2 separate regions of the Homo sapiens genome follow, and region 2 is linked to region 1. A link is a loop called in an ENCODE intact Hi-C map of the cell type or tissue named here. Cell type or tissue: Panc1. All regions are shown on one strand. Links, peaks and the distances in the headings refer to the core of each region. The heading gives the core; the rest is flanking DNA.

Region 1 (10,805 bases), core at 1,427-9,426:
AATGATTGACAAATGAAGATATATTAATGATCAGTACTATTTAGACACTGCAGTCATGTTATAATGAGTTTATTTTTCACTTTCAAAACTGTATATTACATAAGTTTTAGAGTTAGCTTCTTTACTATATTTGCTACACTAACCACAACTGTCAAAACAATACTTTGCAATTTAATATACTTAAGGCAACTTACTGTATTTTAATACTCCGAGAGAAATCCTTTAAAAAAAAACACTCAAATTCTGAAAACCAAAAGTAAGGCAAAGAAATAGCTAATTCAAGCAATGTGATTCTTCCTGGTTCTTCATCCCCTACCTCCTCCCCCAACCCAAACAGTTCCCTCTCTGTTCATTTTGACTTTATGTTCCTGGTTAAAGAGTAAAAAGCATATAATAGTAATTTTGGAAAATGAAAATTAAGAGTAGAAAATATGTAGTAGTCATTTTGAAAAAAAAAGTATCACGCTTAACACTTTATTTTGCTAATGATTTGTTAAGTACTGTTCTGTATAAACCTTTCATAATGTAAAATTTAACAATCCAGTATATTATTGTAAAGACCTGCTCTTTAGTAAGCAACTAAATTTGAATTTCTGTAGCTGACTATAATGGCTTTTGCAGAATTGATAAGGTCTGTTAATTAGATAGTGAATGTTGTCAAAATTTGTATGCAGCATATAAAGGAGATTTTGGCAAAGTTTATATTAGAATGGTTGTAAAATGCTTTTGTAAAAATGCTTAAAATACTTATTACCTAACAAATTGTAGTATACGTTTTGAAAGTATAATTACCCATCAAGTAGGAAATACCTTTAAAAATTATATATTTACCGACCTTCTATGAGTTGGAAAAATTATTATAATTATTAAATAGGAAGGGGTAGTTTAAAATTTAAACATATAAATAAAAATAACATTGCATTCTGGTAATCGAGTGAAGTGCATTAGTATGTTGGTAAGAGCACTGAAATTTGAATTCCAAATAATCCAAATGGGATTGTGTCTGTTTCTGCTGCTTGGTAGTTGTGAAACTATCAATGTTCCAGGATCAGTTACTACATATTAGTGGTTTTACCAAGAATGCAATAAGTAATTCAGGAATGTCAATAAATCACATTTTAACATGCTTTTTCACATTAAATAATTATGCAAATATGCCAGTTAATTAGGAGTTAGCCTCCCTTTTGTTTGTGGTGCTTTTTTTTTCTTTGTGTGTGTGTGTGTGTGTGTGTGTGGAGGAGGGGGGTGGGGGTGTTTGTAATATCCTAGGTATTTCTCCATGTATTTTCTTCCTTACTTTTGCTAATAAAGAATTGCTGTGCAAATGAAAAATAAAAACAAGTAAGCAAATCCTGATATGGTTAAGAAGCAATGTAGAGGCTGGGCGTGGTGGCTCACGCCTGTAATCCCAGCACTTAGTGACTCTGAGGTGGGCGAATCACCTGAGGCCAGGAGCTCGAGACCAACCCGGCCAACATGGTGAAGCCCGTCCCTACTAAAAATATAAAAATTAGCTGAGCATGGTAGCACATGCCTGCAATTCCAGCTACTCGGGAGGCTCAGGCAGGAGAATCACCTGAACCTGGGAGGTGGAGGTTGCAGTGAGCCGAGATTGCGCCACTGTACTCCAGCCTGGGTCTGGGTGACAGAGAAAGACCCTATCTCAAAACAAACAAACAAAAACAAACAAACAAAAAAGTAGCAATGTATAAAATTGTACATACCTTTGGCAAAAATAAATTTTGTTTTATAGACACCCAAAGTATAATATTATATTGGGTTCCGAATTTCCTCGTTATTGTCTGAATCTCTCTCTCAGAAATGCATATATGCAATGATGCACTAAAGACTCTCATTTCTCTCCTGGTTAAGAACTACAATGGCACCAATAGACCAAATCAAGCCTACATTCTCATTGCTCTTTCGACGACTTGCGTGCACTCGGTGCACCAATGTGTGTAGCCCATTGCTCCTAGCACACTCCTGACCTATCCGGCACCGTGTCCACACACCACTCCCTCCTTCTACCTGCCCCAGATACCCCTTCTCCACTCTGCCATCCAAATCACATCGGAACCCTATAATCTATAAACCTGTCTTAAACAGTCTTACAATATTATTCCAATCTATCAGAAAACTTAGCTGTTCCTTAAGTCCTATTTCACATGTAATTTTTAAAGTTTTAAGAGTATATTTTATCATCTTTTTTGTATATATTTGAGGCTTGTGACTATGCTTTTTTAAAAATTAATGTTTATGTTTAATCGCTCATAATGGCTTAAGCTTACTAGGCTTGTAGTAAATATTCAACAGATATTTTAACTGATTAATATTACTTAGCAAAAGGTTAACTCTGACTGGGTTGCATACCTTAGTATTCCAGAGAGCAGAAGACTCTGACAAATGTGTTTATTGGTTGAGAACTAACCTTCAAGGCCATGGTCTTCCAATCAAGGCCACGGTCTCCAACGCAGCATGTAGTGGCTATGGGCAGCATGTATTCTCAGAAACTAAACTCAGCATCCTGTCTTTGCTTCTTTCACTATTTCTGACAAAGCACATATTCCTCGACCAATTTACATAAGACTTATTCTACTTACGAGATTCAATATTCATCATTTAAGCTATTGTCCCTTATAAACCAGCTGCTTTATTTCCTAGTGATTTCAAGGAAAGTCAAAATTTATTTGTAATAAAGTGGCAGCCAAAGAAGTAACAATCCAAATGCCAAGTACCTCACACAGTTTCCAGGGTCACAAGAGGGGACACGCAACTTTATACTTGTTTCTATCAGAATAGCAAATAGAGCTTCCCATTGACGTTAAAACACTAAGAACATAGATGGAACGATTTGCTATTGCTTTTTGTCACTGAACTACTTGAAATTGTATTTAGACACGAGACCCTCCAACTAACTTGATTTCACTTTATTGGGTTTATTGACATCACCATTTTATCATCCAGATCTAACGACCCAAAGAAGATGGAAATTGATTTCTATTAATGAAGCAAAATATTCTAGTCAGCCAAAATAATGTCCTGTGTATAAGCATATCATTGCTCTTGATTTAAAGCACTCACCTAGAAAGTAGACACTACAACACTTCAAAATGAACCTTTCTTCACTGTTTCCTCCTCCCACATACACCAATACATATGCATTTGTGCAAAGCATTCATTTGTGGCTGTGCAATAGACTGTAGATTAAACACAGCTCAGAGAGTACTTCTCCACACACATCAGCCTGGGATTGAAGAGTCCTGCCAACAGGACAGAGAGCCCAGCTGTGATTTGGGCTGTCAGGAGCGATAATCCTTAAGGACAGATTGCTTCCTCGTGAGCAAAAGCAGGTTTATAAGAGTGTGTGGTGTGCAGTGATTAAGTCCCTTGCATCCTGGCCACCTGGTCTCTGACTCCCAGGGTTGCCTCTTTCACACTCTTTGCCCTTGAGCTGATTAACCTGTAAGTTGCTCAGTTACCACATCTGTAAAATGGGGATAAAGATAATACTTACCCAAGCGACTTAATAATGCACAGAATGCCGTATAGTGTCAGCAGCATGAATACAAACATTACAAGACAGAATTGTAAACCGTTTTAGGAGAGTACTGTGCAGAGACTGTGGAATCAATATGCCTGATTTTCCAACGTGAGTTACGTGATCTTGAGCAAATTCACTAACTTTTTCAGTTTCTGTTTATATCTATATAATGGGGATAATTATAACTATTACATAAAATTTAAGAATTAAATGTGATAGATCTTTAAAAACCATAACAGATACTGTCATATGGTGTATGACAAAAGAATGTTACCTGTTCTTGAACTACCACCACCGTTACCAAAACAAAAGCAAATGAAACAAAACAAAAAACTTAAAATGTTAAGATGTATGACATAAAATGTTAAGATGTATGATATAAAATGTTAAGATGTATGATATAAAATGTTAAGATGTATGATATAAACGTGACTTAACTGACATTAAATTTTCTAATTTGTAAAGTGAAGAAAATCATTCACAGATCCCTTGTTAAGACTACACGAGAATGCATATTTGAAAGTCGCGTCAAGGAGTTCTCTGAAGCTAAGACCTCCTAGTTATCTTTGTACCTTGGAGAATATGCCTTTGCTACAACCAAGTCTAATATGAAATACTATGTTTCAATTCTACAAGAAAAGCAGAAAACATAAATTATGCATATTAAATAAAATACAAATACGTATTGGAATGTGTTTGTACTACTTAATAGGAGGAAGGTTTAGCTGTGTAAGATATTTAGCTGTGATACTCTTTTTTTAACAGTTTAATGAGACCATCAAGATAACAGGTATTTTCTAACATCCAATTGTTAAGAGAGACATTCAGATCCCATCTTGGAAAAGCAAGCCAGGCCATATGTAGAACAGAATAGCTCTCAACCTTGGGCTGCAATCTAAAAGAAATGTTTTTGCAGACATGTAAATGATCCGATAGAATTGAGGCTTGGATAACAGGGACAGTATCAGCTTATAATTTTAGTAACAAAATCTTCACAGTAATTTAGTAGATACATCCTGATTTTGATGTTATCTATGGGTACCTTAACTCTAATTTAAAAATTCCAATAAAATAATCTTCAGTTAACATTTATTCAAATACTTTATAATAAATTCTTTGGAAACAAAATTTAGTACAATATTTTGCTGAGGAGAGGACCTTTAAGACTAAGAAATATGGTATGTTAGTTTTGGTGAGTCTCAGGGCCTTGCACCCACTGAAAGATTCAAAGAAGTCATGAGGTAAAATATGCCTGTTTAACTTTGTTTAATCCAAATATTTCCAATCTTACTTGTTTACCACTTAAAATTTTAAAAACTAAAACTTGGCAAAGTGTTCCATTGTGTCCAGAAATCATTATAGTGATGGAATTCTTAATTCTTAAAAGAACATAGAATAGGGTGGGAGATTATTAACATGTAAAGTTGGGTAAAAAATTAGAATACACTTTTTTTTTTTTTGAGGCTGATTTTCGCTCTTGTTGCCCAGGCTGGAGTGCAATGGCGCGATCTCCACTCACCGCGACCTCTGCCTCCTGGGTTCAAGTGATACTCCTGCCTCAGCCTCCAGAGTAGCTGGGATTACAGGCATGCACCACCACGCCCGGCTAAACTGAGAATACACTTTTTAATTTATGAAAACTCACATACCAATGCACTTATGTAAATTATTTCAGAAATGCAAAAGCCAAAATGTTGGCAGTGATGATTTCTAGGATTTACTGAAATTATATTTACCTTTTTTGGAGAAATTTTCCATATATACTTTTATGTATAAGTATATGTATATATACATTAAAAACACACAAAAAAGTTTTGTAATTAAAGGATAACTCATAAGTTTGCATGAAAAAATACGAAATGTTAATCAAAAAAGTTAATTTTCTCTTTCAGATTTTTAAATCAGGAAAATAGTTTTTACATAGCACCTTTGCTTTGCTCTATTGCTTCATTACTCTTGAATTCTGTTTTTAAACCCTCATCTATTCCCATTATTACCACAAGGTGGCGAACTTACATCAGACTTCAGTGAAGGAGCTTTTGACTCCCTCATGGGGATGATTAAAATAAACCATGAAAGCATGTGCAGTAACTCCTAAACCTATACATTACTAATTCTTTAAATAAGCAAATTATGTAGCAGGGGACGACAAATCTCTTACATATTTTAGTCATGTAGGAGAAGATAAAATAAAGCCACAACACTCAAAATAAAGGTAGATTTACATAATGTATTTAATAAAGAATCATAGAACACATTGTTTTTTAATGTGAAAGGTCTAGTTATAGATGTACCTCCGATTTTAGTGTTTATCTCATGTGGATTAACACTGTTTCAATTCTGTAACTTAAAGGTTTTTAATTTATAATAGCTACTTTAATGCAGAATCCACTACGCTTATTCTATTAGATTTCGTTTTTTTTTTTGAAATCCAGAAATCTGCTAAATAATATTCAAGAAATATTAAAACACATTGAAATAAAAACAGGCAGATTTGAGACACTGATGTTTCAACTATCCATGATTTATGGTTAATAAAACTATCATTGGTAATTTGTTCAACGTCAAATAAGTCATCATATTACATCACGAAAAATTGGAAAACGAAGTGATCCTTGATCATATTCTCCTAAAGACTCATTACACCACTGGAACACATGTTCCCTGGACTTAGGGTCTGGCTCTCTTCACCTCCCCTCCCCAGTCCACTCATCTTGTTCTCTTCAGACATTCTTGCTTCTTGCTTTCCTCAAATTATTTTAACTTCTTTAATTTTGAGCTTCGTCTAAAACACCCAGCTCTGTGCTGGCCTGTGTGGGCACAGCCACAGGCTGTCTCACACACAGAGTCACACAAACTCATACACCACACACACACTCACAAACACACACACCATTCACACACACACTCACACATTCAAACACAGTCATACACACACCACACAGCCACAGTCACACCTCTAGGTCTCCTACTTCTGCTCTTTATTAATTCTTCATCATTCCCTGATCTTTAATTTGAATGGAAATGCTCACAAACACGTATGGAAAAGCAGCTGGGGGAGGAAACAGCTTGGAGTATGTATTAGTCCGTTGTCAGGCTGCTGTGAAGAAATACCCAAGACTAGCTAATTTATAAAGAAAAGAGGTTTAATTGACTCACAGTTCCACATGACTAGGGAGACCTCAGGAAACTTACAGTGTCTTCATGTTGGAAGGCAAAACAGGCACTTCTTACATGGTGGCAGGAGAGAGAAGTGACAATCAGCGAAGGGGGAAACCCCTTATAAAACCATCAGTTCTCATGAGAACTCACTATCATGAGAACAGCATGGGAGGAAACTGTCTCTATGATTCAATTATTTCCACCTGGTCCAGCCCTTGACACGTGGGGATTGTTAAAATTCAAGGTGAAATTTGGGTGGCGACACAGAGCCAAACCATATCAGAGTACATTTACATCTTCTTGCTTTATTTCTTGGGTTCAACTTTTATCAGCCTTGAATATTTACTAAAGCTTACTTTTTTAAATTAAAACTTCTAACCCTTGGGATGGTCTAGAATCTATTACTCTGTTTGGTGAGGGATGGAAGCAAAGCTTAACACTTACATGAATATGTAAATATGACACATATCAACATTCTATAGTTAGGTCATGAATTCACATTGAAGAGCAAAATCTAGCATACTTACTTTTATTTATTACTAATGTTTATCAGTTCAGGTAACTAAGGTGATTTTCCCCCTGCCTTCTCAGGCCGCTATGCTAGTGTCTTACAGACCCCTGTAGCTGAGCCCCCTGAGGCTGTCACAGGTCCCTTATTTCCTCTGTCCTCTCTCTCGGCAATTTTCATCAGACACAGAGCCCCCACTAACGAGGGGGCTTACATCCCCAGCTCTGACTACTGTGTGAGATCCAGACTTACCCTGAATATTGAAATTCCTACTTAACGTCTCCATTTGGAACTGTAATTACCATCGCAAACAGAATATGGCTGATGGGCCTAAGCAAAATGATTATCACCCTCTTCCTCTTATCCACATTTTCCTTTTTAATTCTCACCTCCCACACCTTCCTGGCATTAACAAAGGGCACAACCATCCCCTCAGGTGTTCAGGCGAAAGGCTCAAGACCATCCTTGGGTCCTTTCTTCCCCGGATACCGTTGAGCCAGTGGCCATCTCTTGCATGGCTCTATCTCAATACAAAGCTCTTGTTGAGGTCTCCACTGCTGTGAATGAGCCAGGCCACCATTCACTGACAGCAATCTTACATGGAGTTCAGGGACACAGAAACCATGGGGACCTTGGCCATCTGAAAGTATAAATCAGGCCACATTTCACTTTGTTGAAGACACCCCAAAACACTTTCCAATAATGTTAGGTTAATTTCCAAACTCCTTGTACCCCTTAGTACACAGCAAGTGATTTATATTCTCACAGCCTCTGCTCACCCTAAACATTTATAGAATTCTTCCTAACCTCAGATGTCACCCACCATAACCACCAGGTCATCCTGCCCTCATCCTTCCCACCACATCACCCATGTTGGTTTTCCCACAATACATACTAGGGCTTGGGCTGATCCCTTTGAGTTAACTTATCTGTGCCTTGTTGCTTCCTCTTAAAAAGTCTGGCAACCAGATGTACCACTTTGTAGATGCTTCATAAATACTTGGTGACAGACTATATATCACAATAAAAATTCTTTTTTTTTTTAATTGGAGATGAAGTCTCACTCTGTTGTCCAGGCTGGAGTGAAGTGGCATGATCTCAGCTCACTGCAACTTCTGCTGCCCAGGTTCAAGCAATTCTCGTGTCTCAGCCTCCCGAGTAGCTGGGATTACAGGCACCTGTCACTGTGCCTGGCTAATTTTTGTATTTTCCGTAGAGATGGGGTTTCATCATCTTGGCCAGGATGGTCTTGAACTTCTGGCCTCATGATCCACCCACCTTGGCCTCCCAAAGTGCTGAGGTTACAGGCGTGAGCCACAGTGCCAGGCCAGAATAAAAATTATTTAAGCAACACAATGAATATTAAATGCCATCTTCTCATTAATGTCTGACAATGATCTTAAATTTTTAAATAACAGCAAAACTTTAAAAAATAAACTTGAAAGAAAATAAAACATTAGAGATATCAATTATGAGTAATCAACTGAAGATGCAAATTTTTAAAAACTTCAAAAATGTCATTAAAAATACATAGCTTGGCTGGGCACAGTGGCTAACATCTGTAATATCAGCACTTCGGGAGGCCGAGGTGGGTGGGTCATTTGAGGTCAGGAGTTCAAGACCAGCTCGGTCAACATGGTGAGAACTCATCTCTACTAAAAATACAAAAAGTAGACTGGTGTGGTGGTGCATGTCTGTAATCCCTCTACTCAGGAGGCTGAGCGGGGAGAATCGTTTGAACCCAGGAGGTGGAGGTTGCAGTGAGTCGAGATTGTGCCACTGCCCTTCAGCCTGGGTGACAGAGTGAGACTCAGTCTCAGAAAAAAAAAAATATGTGTGTGTGTGTGTGTGTGTGTGTGTGTGTGTGTGTAGCTTGCTACTATCATTTTTAATTGTGGTACTCTACACAAACAAAAATATAAAAAATATATAAAATATATTTGGCCATCAGAACTTCCCACAAAACAATTTTTTTCCAAAACAAATGGAAAAATTTCCCTTGTCAGCACATTGAAACTTAAAATGGCCCATAGGCTATGTAATTAGAGGAAATGACATTTTATTTGAAAAATGGTGACCAGACTTGAGGCCAGAAATAGATTTGTGTATCTTTTTTTCATGTCCTTTATCACCTTCATAGTTGTTTTGAAAAATCAATATGTTTTCAAAACTCTGTTCCAATATGACTTTTACTTTGAAAATATCCAGTATTATCAAGATGTACATATATTAATCTGTTTTTATACAAGAAATTCTGTTCACAAATTTCAATTTGATCTCACACATATTTATGAGATTCCTCCCCAATCTTTGTGCAAAAATTACATATTCTTACTGTTCTGAGAGATATTACATTAAGAAACACATCTTCATTGGAAACTTACATTCCATATATAAAAAATCTTTCCTTGTATGTGGGGTGAATTTATCCGTTATTATCATAATGTATCCATTATTTTATCTTCCCTAGAAATTACTACATACTTTTATACTTCCATTATGTCTGCCTTGATTCAGCCCCACAATGATCTCTTCAATGTGTGTAGTTAGACATTACAATTACAATAAGGAGGGTATTAAATATCTTTGGCATCTGCATGCTGATTACTATTAGGCCCTGGACATGTGGGCCAGTGTTGGTTTTCATAATATGTACATGTCAGTAGCAGGTGGCTAGTTTAGACACATTATTCTTTTATAAAGGTGCAATACTTGCTCTCATTGAACATGCCAAGTCCCACAAAGGGGGCCTGCAGTAAATGAAGATTAGAGCCAAGCGTAAACACATCACCATGACCTCAAGCTTAAAAATCTGCTAGTTCAGAGGCTATCAATTAAAAATAATAATTTTCTGTTTCCATATAACAAACATATGCTGTGTATTTTCAGGGGCAGACATAAACCACAATGGTTGTAAAGCTAGAATCAGACACATTAATATGTATTATTCCCAATGATTCTACTAAAAATTACAGGAAATTTCCTGCCTTTATTCTTGTCCAAGTGATTCCTTGCAGACCCACACACTTTATTTAAAAAAATTATTCTAAATGGTTCGATGGAAAGTTCTGCAATATTTTCTCAGTAACTCAATGAATAGGCAAAGAAGCAAAATTACTTAAGATACTTGTTTTGGTCAAATTACTTAAGAAAATTAACTTTAAATTTTAAGTATTTCATCAAACTACATGTCTGTACACATAATACTTCTTCAATGGTTTAAGTAACCATATCAGTAATAAAAGTCCATCGATAATTCATTTCAAATATTAGAATACTTTTGACAGTTGTTTTCTTTATGGTGCCATCAAACTCAATCAAAAGCTTTAAAAAAAACAGGAAGGAAGGGAGGTAAGAGGAAGGAAGGAAGGAAGGAAAGAAATGAGGGAGGAAAGGAGGGTTGGTTGGCTTCTGGTAGATTATACAATTTTATTTCATTTTCCTTTGCTCAATAGCCTCACTGTATTTGAAAGTGTTAACTACCCAAGTTTCAGTATGTTGTTATCTCACTAACGGATACAATACTAGCCACCTTCTGCTGACCATTTGCTACGTTCCAGACATACATTTAAAACTTTCAGTTGCCCTGTGATG
Region 2 (10,805 bases), core at 1,808-9,807, 370 kb after region 1:
CCCTATGTTCATCCCCTTTTGCCACTTCCACCTGCTACCAGGTAAGAAACCAGCGAGAAAACCTGCACCAGATGCTGGTACCTTGATATTAAATGTCCTAGTCTTCAGGGCTATGATAAATATATTTCTGTTCTTTATAAATTACTTAGTCTCAGGAATTCTTTTATAGCAACACAAAATGCACTAAGACACTAATCTATCAGGCCAGGGCCCCACCCTTATGAACTGATTTAACCTTAATTACCTCAGGATAAACCCTACCTTCGAATACTCACATTGAGGGTCTAAACCTATAAACTTTATGGGGACACAATTCAGTTCTTAGCAAAAACCAATATTAAAATGTTCATAGCAACTTCATCTAGCTTAAAACTAGAAATAACCCAAATATTCATCAGAGGAATTGACTAGCAGCCCATTTGGTCATTAGTATACTCAGAGAATAGAATACCATACAGCAATAAAAAGAATAAATTATTGACCCATGGAATAACATGACTGACTCTCACTCTCAAATATATTGTGATGAGCAAAAGTAGCTACAAAATATTACAGGCAAAAGAACATGCAAATAAAATAGTTTTAGAAGTCAGAATAGTGGTGACCATGGAATAGGGGTGGAATTGAGAAAGGGAAACAAAATACATAAGAATTGGAAAGATTAAAAGGTTTTGTTTTCATAGGGCTACTGTCAGGAGATGAATTGTGTCCTCCTAATATTCATAGGTTGACATCCTAAATCCAGAAGCTCAGAATGTGACTGTATTTGGAGATGGTGGTCTTAAAGAAGTATTTAGGATACAGTGAAGTGAAGTCCCGAGGTGGGCCTAATCCAATATGACTGTTGTCCTCGTGACAAGAGATTAGGTTACAGAAATGTACAGAAGAAAGACCAGCTGAAGACACAGGGAGAAGATGGACATCAACATGAGAGAGGCTTCAGAAGAAAACAACCCTGTGGACCCCTTGATCTTGGACTTTTAGCCTTCAGACTGTGAGAAAATAAATTGCTGGTGTTTAAGCCACCCAGAGTGGTACATTTTTATAGCGGCCCCAGGAAACAAATACAGCTACATGAAACTACTTTACTCATTATTTATGATTACTTATATAAAGCTCTGGTAATTAGGATAGAGGGTATTTGGTGTAGAAAGGGAAGATTCAGTAATGGAAGGGAAAAATGGACTCACCAAAATACCACTCCCATTTGAAAATGCCATTGAAAAGATATGATGTTGCCTAGCAAGGCAGGAAAGCATGGATGTTTAATAAAGTGGTTCACATTAATACACCATCCATATGGAGAAACAACAGAACTTCTATCTTAAATCACAAATTCAACTTCAGCTTTATTAAAGATCTAATTGTAAATGTCAAAAGCATAATAAAATATTTTAAAAATAATATGGAAGAATATCCTTACTCCTTTGGATAGGAAAGCATTTCTAATACATGGCAGCTCAAGAAGCATAAACCACAAAAGAAAAGAAGGAAATGTTTGAGAATATTAATGTTAAGAAATTCTGCTCCTTAATGTAGACCATAAATTAAATGGAAATAAAAGTCACACATTTACAAAAGATATTTTCATCCCATAAAACTGATATTTACTCTTCTTCTGAATAGATAAACATGCCAGTGAGTCTTTAACCACACACACACACACACACACACACACACACACACACACACACACGCACGCAATCACACAAAACACTTGAATTTTAGAGGAAAGGAAACAAAAGTGGTCAATAAACATACAAAAACTTGCACTGCTTCATTATTAATCAGGGAAATGCAAATTAAAACCACATGAGGCAATAGTTCATGCTCACAGATTGACAATTACTAGTGTTTCTGAATTATCAAGTGCATGAAAGGATTTGCAGCAATCACAACTGTTTACATATCACTGCTCTGAATCTACATCACACACACAACCTGAAAACAATTTGCCATTATCTAGCCACGCCGAAGAGGAACCAATCCTGTAAGCCAACCATTCCATTATTTCATGAATAGTTGTAAACATGCCCCCAGGAAACAGGTAGGAGAGTGTTTCTAAACACACCATGTGTCAAAAAATCTGACGATGAAAACAAGTAACAATAAAAACTGGTAATAATAGAATGAAAAATAATATTACAAGTTCATAAAATTGTAACACCACTGTGAAAATGAATGACTTATGTCTACATGTACTGACATTTTTTCAGTAAAATTTTGGTTCAACAAATAAAGCTACTGAAAAATAATTTTAATATGAATCAAATTATTTTCAGTTACAAACAAGCAAAAGAAAACTATATTTAGAAATACAAAATATAAAGTAAATACAATGAATAATTAGCGCAATGTGAACACCACTTCTTTTTCTAAGGAATAAAAATGTTTATTTTATGTAAAATCATCTAATTCTCACATAAAATTGTGTTATTGTTATTATTATAACAAAGTCAATAAGGTTATCTGTTTTACTGTTGTTCATGCTTCTAGCATGTAAGAGTGAGCATACGTGTGGACCACAGGCAAAAAGACGATCCCTATAAACAGGAATTTTGCCTCATTGTCCTGATTACCTGACAAGCATCTAGCAGGGTGCCCAGAAAAATAATATTTTTGAATGAATTGAATTATCTGAATAAATGAAAAGAACAAAAACAGAAAAAGTTCTGACATTACATTTCAATGATCTGCACGATTGTAAAGGAATCCTCCTAAGGCAGAAGAGACAAAGGGCTTCAAAGCTAATGACAATGATGTCTGTATTACCAAAATTGTTATCAGATTCTTGCAATGTTAATCTTTGGACAATTTACTTCATTATAGAACCTTATTCCTAGTCAACATTTAAAAAAAATTAAAAAATTAATATACCTTAGTGCTAAAATGACCATAACTTAGACAATTTAAATTTGTTTATATTTCAGAATATCATCATCATGAAATGGTTCTGATTATAGTTTATAAACATCAAGATGACATCTTAGTCAACTGGGCACACCAGGATTGTTGTCAATTGTTATTGTGCAAACTTTAAGAAATTTTACTAATGTTCTATAAAATATAGACTGTTCAATTATAAATGTATGAAAATACAACTATTATCTCCCAGTTTTTGAGCAATTACATAATGTTGAATGTGAATCTGTTTGTCACGTCCTGTAACAAGTTAAAGTTATCTTTTTGGTAATCAAACAATAAACATTTAAGACCGGGCGCGGTGGCTCACGCCTGTAATCCCAGCACTTTGGGAGACCAAGGCGGGAGGATCACGAGGTCAGGGGATCGAGACTATCCTGACTAACGCGGTGAAACCCCGTCTCTACTAAAAATACAAAAAATTAGCCAGGCGTGGTGGTGGGCACCTGTAGTCCCAGCTACTCGGGAGGCTGAGGCAGGAGAATGGCGTGAACCCGGGAGGCGGAGCTTGCAGTGAGCTGAGATCGCACCACTGCACTCCAGCCTGGGAGACAGAGCGAGACTCCGTCTAAAAAAAACAAAACGAAACGAAACAAAACATTTAAAAATGAAGAAAAAAAATCAACAATATAAAGATTTCCACCATATAAAGTTCTTAAGAGTAAATAATAAAAGTCCCCCTTCAGTGTCATTGTCCCACTTCCTTCTTTTTCTTCTGTTGGAAACAGCGTGCATCCCTCCAGACCTTTTACTGTCCATTTATGCTTAGAATTGGTAAATTCAAAAATACGATTGAGATACATATTTTTCGTTTAGATAAATATGATAATATCATAGATATGTTTCTAAAACTCACTGTAATTCTTCATTTGATGCATTTTGGAGATTGTCATTTGGTGTTATTTTATTAATCAACTCTATTCTATTTAATTTCAGCAAAGTGTCTTACCCACATTTGAGCTATCCTTCTACTGATGAATATGCTTGCTGTTTTTGTTGCACCATTAGCAAATGCTGCATAATATCCTTTTGTGTGTCTGTGTGTGCACCGAAGTTAATATTTCTGTAGGATCTCTCATGCAGATGTGTAATTGTTAAGCAAATTTTAATAAATACAATCAAATTGCTCTCCCAAAAAGCTTTTGCAATATTTGTTCTCAATATTTTGTCAACATTGTATATTATCAATCTGTTGGGTAAAACAAGATAATTTTTAGTTTTTCCATGCTTCTAGTGACTAGTGAGTACCAACATAATTTTACATGTTTAATAGACAACTGTGGATTTAGTAAATTGCCTCTTCATTTACTTTATTCAGTTTTTACTTTGGTTGGTTTTCTTTTCCCTTGTCTATTTGTGGGAACTATTTATAAGTTAAGAATGTTAATTTTTTTTCTTTTCTAAAAAACATGTTTATAGTCTAGCAGGTATCTTAAATAATATTAGTACAAATTGAATATTTTTAATTTAAACACTTTAATTATATAGCTATATATTTTCTACCACTCATTTTTATTGCCTGATACGGTGTTCTAGTCCCCTAGGGTGGGCAAGAAGAGAACTAAGGATATTGTAACAATGCTCCTGGACTGCCTTTGTGCTTAGAAAAGAGTAGAGGCTGTCAAGAAGTGTTTTTGACCAGAATCTGTCTATGAGGCAGCTCTGCTGTTGGGCAGCTCTGCTGTTCTAGTTGAAACTTGATCTATTTCTCTTTGTAATTACAACGGGTTCATGTTGAAGAGCCATCTTTTGTAGTATTATGTACACTTAAGTATCAGTATGCAGGTATGGATAATTCAACTATAATATATATATAGTTTTTATAGACATGCAAACTAATTAATGTTCCAAAATATAATTTCTATAGGAAATCCATTCTAAGTCACAAATAAACACATAATGAATATACAATTTGAATTTGTCTTAATCATTAGTTAAGATTTGGGGAGATGAATGCAAATTAAATTAATGCAGTATTTCATTTAAAACTAGCTTTGTTGGCTATATACTTTTTTAGAGTTTTTGTCTTTACAGGGACACTAAAGCTGCTTTAACTTTATATCACCATCTAGTGGCAGAGCATATACTTCTTAGAAGGAGACAGTAGAAGAAGACTGAAAATTAAAAGTAACCATGAAAGTTACAGAAATACAAATATCACATGTTCTCACTCATAAGAGGGTGTTACAAACGGTGTACAACTGGATGTAGAGAGTGTGATGATGGACCCCGGAGACTTGGAAGGGCACAAGTGAGAAGAAGTGGAAGCTGAGAAATTACTTACTGAATACAATGTACGTTATTCAGGTGAGGAATACCCTAAACTCCTGACGTGACCACCACATATGTAACAAAATTGCACTCCTTCCACAACAATTTATATAAATTTTTTAAAGTAGGGATTTTATGACGGCTTTATCATATTGGAAAAAAAGTTCTCCAAATATCAGGCATACACATATTCAGAAAATGAATTGAGGGTTAATTAGTTAGTTATACTTCTGATTTAAGTATGCATATTTGTTTCTATTAGTACAGAAATTCAAGAGAAAAATTATTTAAATTTATTCATTTTAATTTATATTATATTGAGTATCCCTTATACCACAAACTTTTACATTCAAAGGGCCATTTTGTTTTTATGGATATATTCTACAGAGCAGTTTAAAGCTGTTGCTATTTACTGCCTACCTGGCTTTGTAATTCTTTTGATGAGAATTTTTAAAACTATTATCTCTCATGAAGCCATATTATCTAGTGTTTTCTTTCCAATAATATTACTGGAAAAATATTAAGGGTACTAAATTAGGTGAATAAGTGGATTTTTAAGTATTAGGAAGAAAGAAAAAACTGAATTTTACTAATAATTCAATTTCTAGTATATCATTGAATGAAAAAATTGTTTTAAATACAGTCTTTTTTCATCAAATGTGGAGTTATTTTACAAGTGTCGTTCTTTGCTTGCTTCCAATTTCCTTTGTTAGCATATGCTGACTTCTCTGTTGTCTTTCACTAACCTAGCATTATCTTATGATAAACAGAGGAGAATTGCCTAAACACTTTTTTCTTTTAATTTTGGAGACTTTATCTGCAATATAAATAGTCTTTATGTTACAGTCGTCATGTCATCATTTTGTAGTTCTAGAAAGATTCTACTCCAGAGCTCCTGCGTTGCCATTCCTACAGGTATCTCTGTGCCTTTCTTTACTGAAGGGGAAAGGCATGCTTTTAAAATCACGCCGTAGAGATGTGCAACGTGGAAGTCCCGCATTTGATACTGTGGGCATGTCTTTGCCTTGCCTGTAGTGACCAGCAAGGTAGCGACAAGTCCTTTAGTAAAATCTTGTAACATGAAAAATTGGGCAGGTTTGGAAAGCCTTCTAAGAGTGACACCAAATTAACGAAGTAATGTATGCTATGATTCGCTAAAGATTCCTTGCTGAGATAGACACTTTGAGGTGAAGCTCAAACAGTTATTTTCAAAGTGAAATTTTATTAAATAGACCTAAGTTGCAATTATGCTAACATTATAATTATTCTAACTGCTAATTCACTTTCAAATATAAACACAATACAGTCATCTGTCAGAATTATATTCATAAATCATGGGACCCAGCAGGATCCACAGACAAATGTGCACTTTAATAGGAAAAAGTGCTGTGAAAGTAAAATAAGTTTCATGTTGCAGCCAGTAAATGCATTACAGCCTAAGTTCCAAGAGGAGGCTTGTCACAGCAAACTCATTATGTAGAAAGTATAAACGGACTTGGCATAATAACGGTATGAATTTGGAAGAAAAGTGAAATTATAAGGTATAATTATTGCCTTGTCCTATAGATTCTACAGAAAATGCATCGAGTCAAATCTATTCAGTAGTATTTCTCAGATGCTTAAATGCCTTGATAAAATATGTCAAGGTATTATTTAAATCGTTGTATTATTTTAATCATATGCGGTTTGGTAGGCCAAATAATATATAAACACAGGCAAAGTTAGGTTGCATGTTATTCACATTTATTTTTAATTTTCCTAATGAACTCTAATCTTTATAGTAATAGTATTTTGCATTCTTTCGTTAAATTAACACCAGGAGTATCAAAATGCAGCATTATCTGTAATATGGTTAATTGACAATTTATATGTATATAATATATATATATAACACATTAAAATATAAGTTTATTTAAAGGTATGTATTTAACTGTAAGATTAAACATCAATATTTTGTTATATATGCATAGGCATAAAATATGTGTTTACAAGTACATGGCTACATTAATTCATTTCAGAATGCATTTCTCTGTAATGGGATCCAGTGATAAATAGGACAAAGTTTCTGCCTCAAATAAACAGATAGTATAGATGATTTGACATTATGGTGATTGATAAAAAGAAGTTAAACAGGGCAATAAGCTATCTCATGGGGAAGGGAGGCCTCACATTTTGAAGGGAATTTCAAAGAATGTGTGGACCAATTGCAAAACACCAAGACTGTAACCAACCCTGCTAAAGACCTACACAGCAGCCACAGTTTTCAGTACAGTACGGTATTAGTCCATTCTCACATTGCTATAAAGAACTACCGAGAACTTAAAGTATAATAAAAAATAAATAAATAAAAATAAATAAATAAAAAAGAATTACCTGAGACTGGGTAATTTATAAAGAAAAGAGGTTTAATTGACTCACAGTTCTGCAGGCTATACAAGCAGCATAGCTGGAGAGGCCCAAGGAAACTTACAATCATGGCAGAAGGTGGAGTAGAAGGAGGCACGTCTTACGTGGCTGGAGAGGGAGAAAGAGGGTGACAGGGAAGGTGCCCCACACTTTTAAACAATCAGATCACTTGAGCTCTCATTCACTATCCTAAGAACAGCAAGTGGGAAGTCTGCCCCCATGATCCAATCACCTCCCACCAGACCCCTCCTCCGACACTGGGGATTAAAATTGGACAAAAGGTTTGGGTGGGGACGCAAATCCAAACCATATCAAGTACTTAAAGGACTTTCAGCTTCGTCTTTGTTTTTGGTCCCTAAATATTTACCCTTTTTTAAATGAGCTTAGTCATATATTCACACAATTAAAAATTAAAGTATTTATCTAGCATTTCTTATAATTTTAAGCAAGTAGTTTTGCTCTAACCCAACAGTCTAATATTTCCAGAAACAATATTTTAGTATACACTTCTCTTTACAAAATTTCCAAATGTCTTCTTTCTGTCTTTCATCTTCTGTCTTCTTTCTCTCTTTCTTTCTTGTTTTTTTTTTTTTTTTTTTTGAGACGGGGTCTCATTCAGTCTCCCAGGCTGAAGCTGTGGTGTGATCTTAGCTCACTGCAATCTCCGCCTCCCATGCTCAATCAATCCTCCCACCTCAGCCTCCCAAGTAGCTGGGATTACAGGAGCATGCCGCCATGTCTGGCTAATTTTTGTGTTTTTAGTAGAGACGGGGTTTTTCTATGCTGCCCAGGCTGGTCTCAAACTCCTGGCCTCAAGCAATCCAACCACCTCAGCCTCTCAAAGTCCTAGGTCCAAATGTATCTTTGAAGCTACACTCTTCAAATTTAATATGAAACTAAGAATAAAAGACAGCTATGATACAAAGTTATCCTCAATAAGATAGAACTTCTACTTTAATGCCAATACATTGCCTCTGTGTCTCAAAACTGAGCTGTTCACAGAATCTATAATTTTTATTGTGTTCTTTAAACTCAATAAAGAAAGATTCTTTGCTTCATAGGATTTCTGTTGAATAAAATGTCACTTAAATGAACTTTTACCCAATAGTAACAATGTGTATATAGTATATTTTCTTAAAATGTGAATAAAATTTTAAGAATATACAGTCCTATATTAGGAAATTCAATGTTGGGAATTTAGGTTTTGCAAATTGTTTAATACTAAGTAGCTTTTAAAGATAACTAAATATCAGCATTTAAAAATCTTTAAGTGTTCACAATCAAATATATCAAAGCAGATTAAGTAACAATCAAAATCTGTGACTAATGTCATTTCTTAACAACTTACCACATTATTTTAAAATAAAAATTTGTTGTAGATGACATTATTTGAATATTTGTATCAGAATGTATCATGAACCTTTTTATAGCCATTGTTTGCATACTCTGAACTTATGGTGTCCAATAGTAGTGACCATGGACCACTTGAACTGTGGCTAGGGCAACTGAAGAGCTTATATTTTCATTTTATTTTACTTAAATTTAAATTTAAAGAAAAAACTGGCACTTTGAGTCATTGGGAAACTTTTAATTATGTTTGCAGCAAAATAGGTATGTGAATCAACAAATTTTGACTATGAATTTATAAAATTTACATACAGATCAAGTATTTTAAGTGAATGATAAATATTAAAGTGTGCAATAAGTATTTTACTTTTATTTTCAAATTTTTATTAGCAACAGAATCTCACTCTGTCTCCCAGGCTACAATGGTGTGATCATAGCTCACAGTAACCTTAAACTCCTGGGCTCGAGTGATTCCCTCACCTCAGTCTCCTGAGTAGCTGAGATTACAGGTAAGCACCACCATGCCCAGCTAATTTTTAAAATTTTTTTTGTAGAAATGAGTTCTCACTATGTTCCTCAGGCTGTCAGATTTTTAAAACAATATGAAAAAATAATATAAAATATTTCATTATTAATATATCACATTAATTACATTTTGAGTGACAATTTATATATTGAATTATATATTTTAAATTGAATTGAAGATTTTTACTACTTAAAAAGAAATTTTAAAAATTCAAAATACACATGTAGATCATATTTTATTTTCTTCAGAGTTTCCTCAGAGTTGCTTTAAGCTATAGTTTAGAAATTACAGGCCAGTATTTGTCAAATTCCTCTATTCTGTAGGTATTTGAGTATAATTCCTCCTGTTATTGACCTAAGATGTAATGCATTCAAATAGAATAGAATATGAAGAATTCAAAAACTGAGATATTAACTTCTTGTTTTCCACAGAATTAATTCATTTACAAAGTTTAATTGTTGTGCTTTGAAAATTGAATATGGTACTCTTCTGTCTTTTTTTCCGAGGTTCTTCTTTTATTATTTTTTTAAAATTTTAATTAGTGTGAATACATAACAGGTGTACATATTTATGGGGTACATGTGATATTTTGATTCAAGCATACAATGTGTAGTGATCAAAGCAGGATAATGGAGACATTCATCACCTCAAGCATTTATCATTTCTTTCTATTAGGAACATTCCAATTCCACTCTTTTAGTTACTTTGAAATATGCAGCAAATTATTGTTAAGAATAGTCACTCTATTCTGTTACTGAACACCAGATCTTATTACTTCTATCTAACTGTATTTTTCGACCCATTAAACAACCCCTTCTCCCCTCCCCTCACTACTGCCCTTCCCAGACTTTGGTAACCATCATTCTACTTTTCTCTTTCATTAAAGGTTTGCTGTAACAATGAGCTATTTATGCCAGTTTTGCTATTTATCCATGCATGATTTTTAGCTATTTGTCTTAAAACCGTATACACTGTGTGATAGAGTGTTGATTTGCAGTAGCTGACACATTGCAGGAGTGTCATTAAACACTGAAACCAGGATAAATATTTGAAGAGTTAAATGTTTGAGGTTTGTTTTATGGTTTGGGACAACTTACTTGTATTTGTATCTGCAAACTCCAATTGTACATTGAAGTTATCAATATGAGAAGTGACAACATTCAGTTATGATTTTAAAATGTCTAGAAAATTAATTTAGCCAAATAAATGTCGCATCCTGTCATTCTACCTTGTGATGAAAGAGTTCTGAGAAGCTGATGGGAATACACGGCATTAATTTCAGTGTCTGTAATGCATATAGCTTTTCATAACAATTGTAACAATAATAAACTTC

The links. Hi-C counts contacts between places; a loop is a spot of excess contacts. Peaks named below come from ENCODE experiments on the same cell type or tissue, not always from the same donor. Only the 100,000 strongest peaks of a DNase experiment are listed, where the experiment ranks them.
Region 2: it touches region 1 in a loop (11-fold over the local background); 42 of 110 quality-filtered maps call a loop at or near these places.

The regions. Positions count from the first base shown.
Region 1 is chr18:72,757,177-72,767,981 of GRCh38, forward strand. All of the region lies in intron 7 of NETO1 (neuropilin and tolloid like 1), which reads right to left. Among named protein-coding and RNA genes, the nearest start is that of MIR548AV, 91 kb to the right of the region's middle. In Panc1, for the core only: CTCF peaks have their summits at 5,541 (motif pointing right) and 5,755; a DNase peak (open chromatin) is centred at 5,575.
Region 2 is chr18:73,131,336-73,142,140 of GRCh38, forward strand. No RefSeq gene overlaps it. Among named protein-coding and RNA genes, the nearest start is that of LINC02864, 130 kb to the right of the region's middle. In Panc1, for the core only: no CTCF peak of the experiment used is centred there; a DNase peak (open chromatin) is centred at 4,991.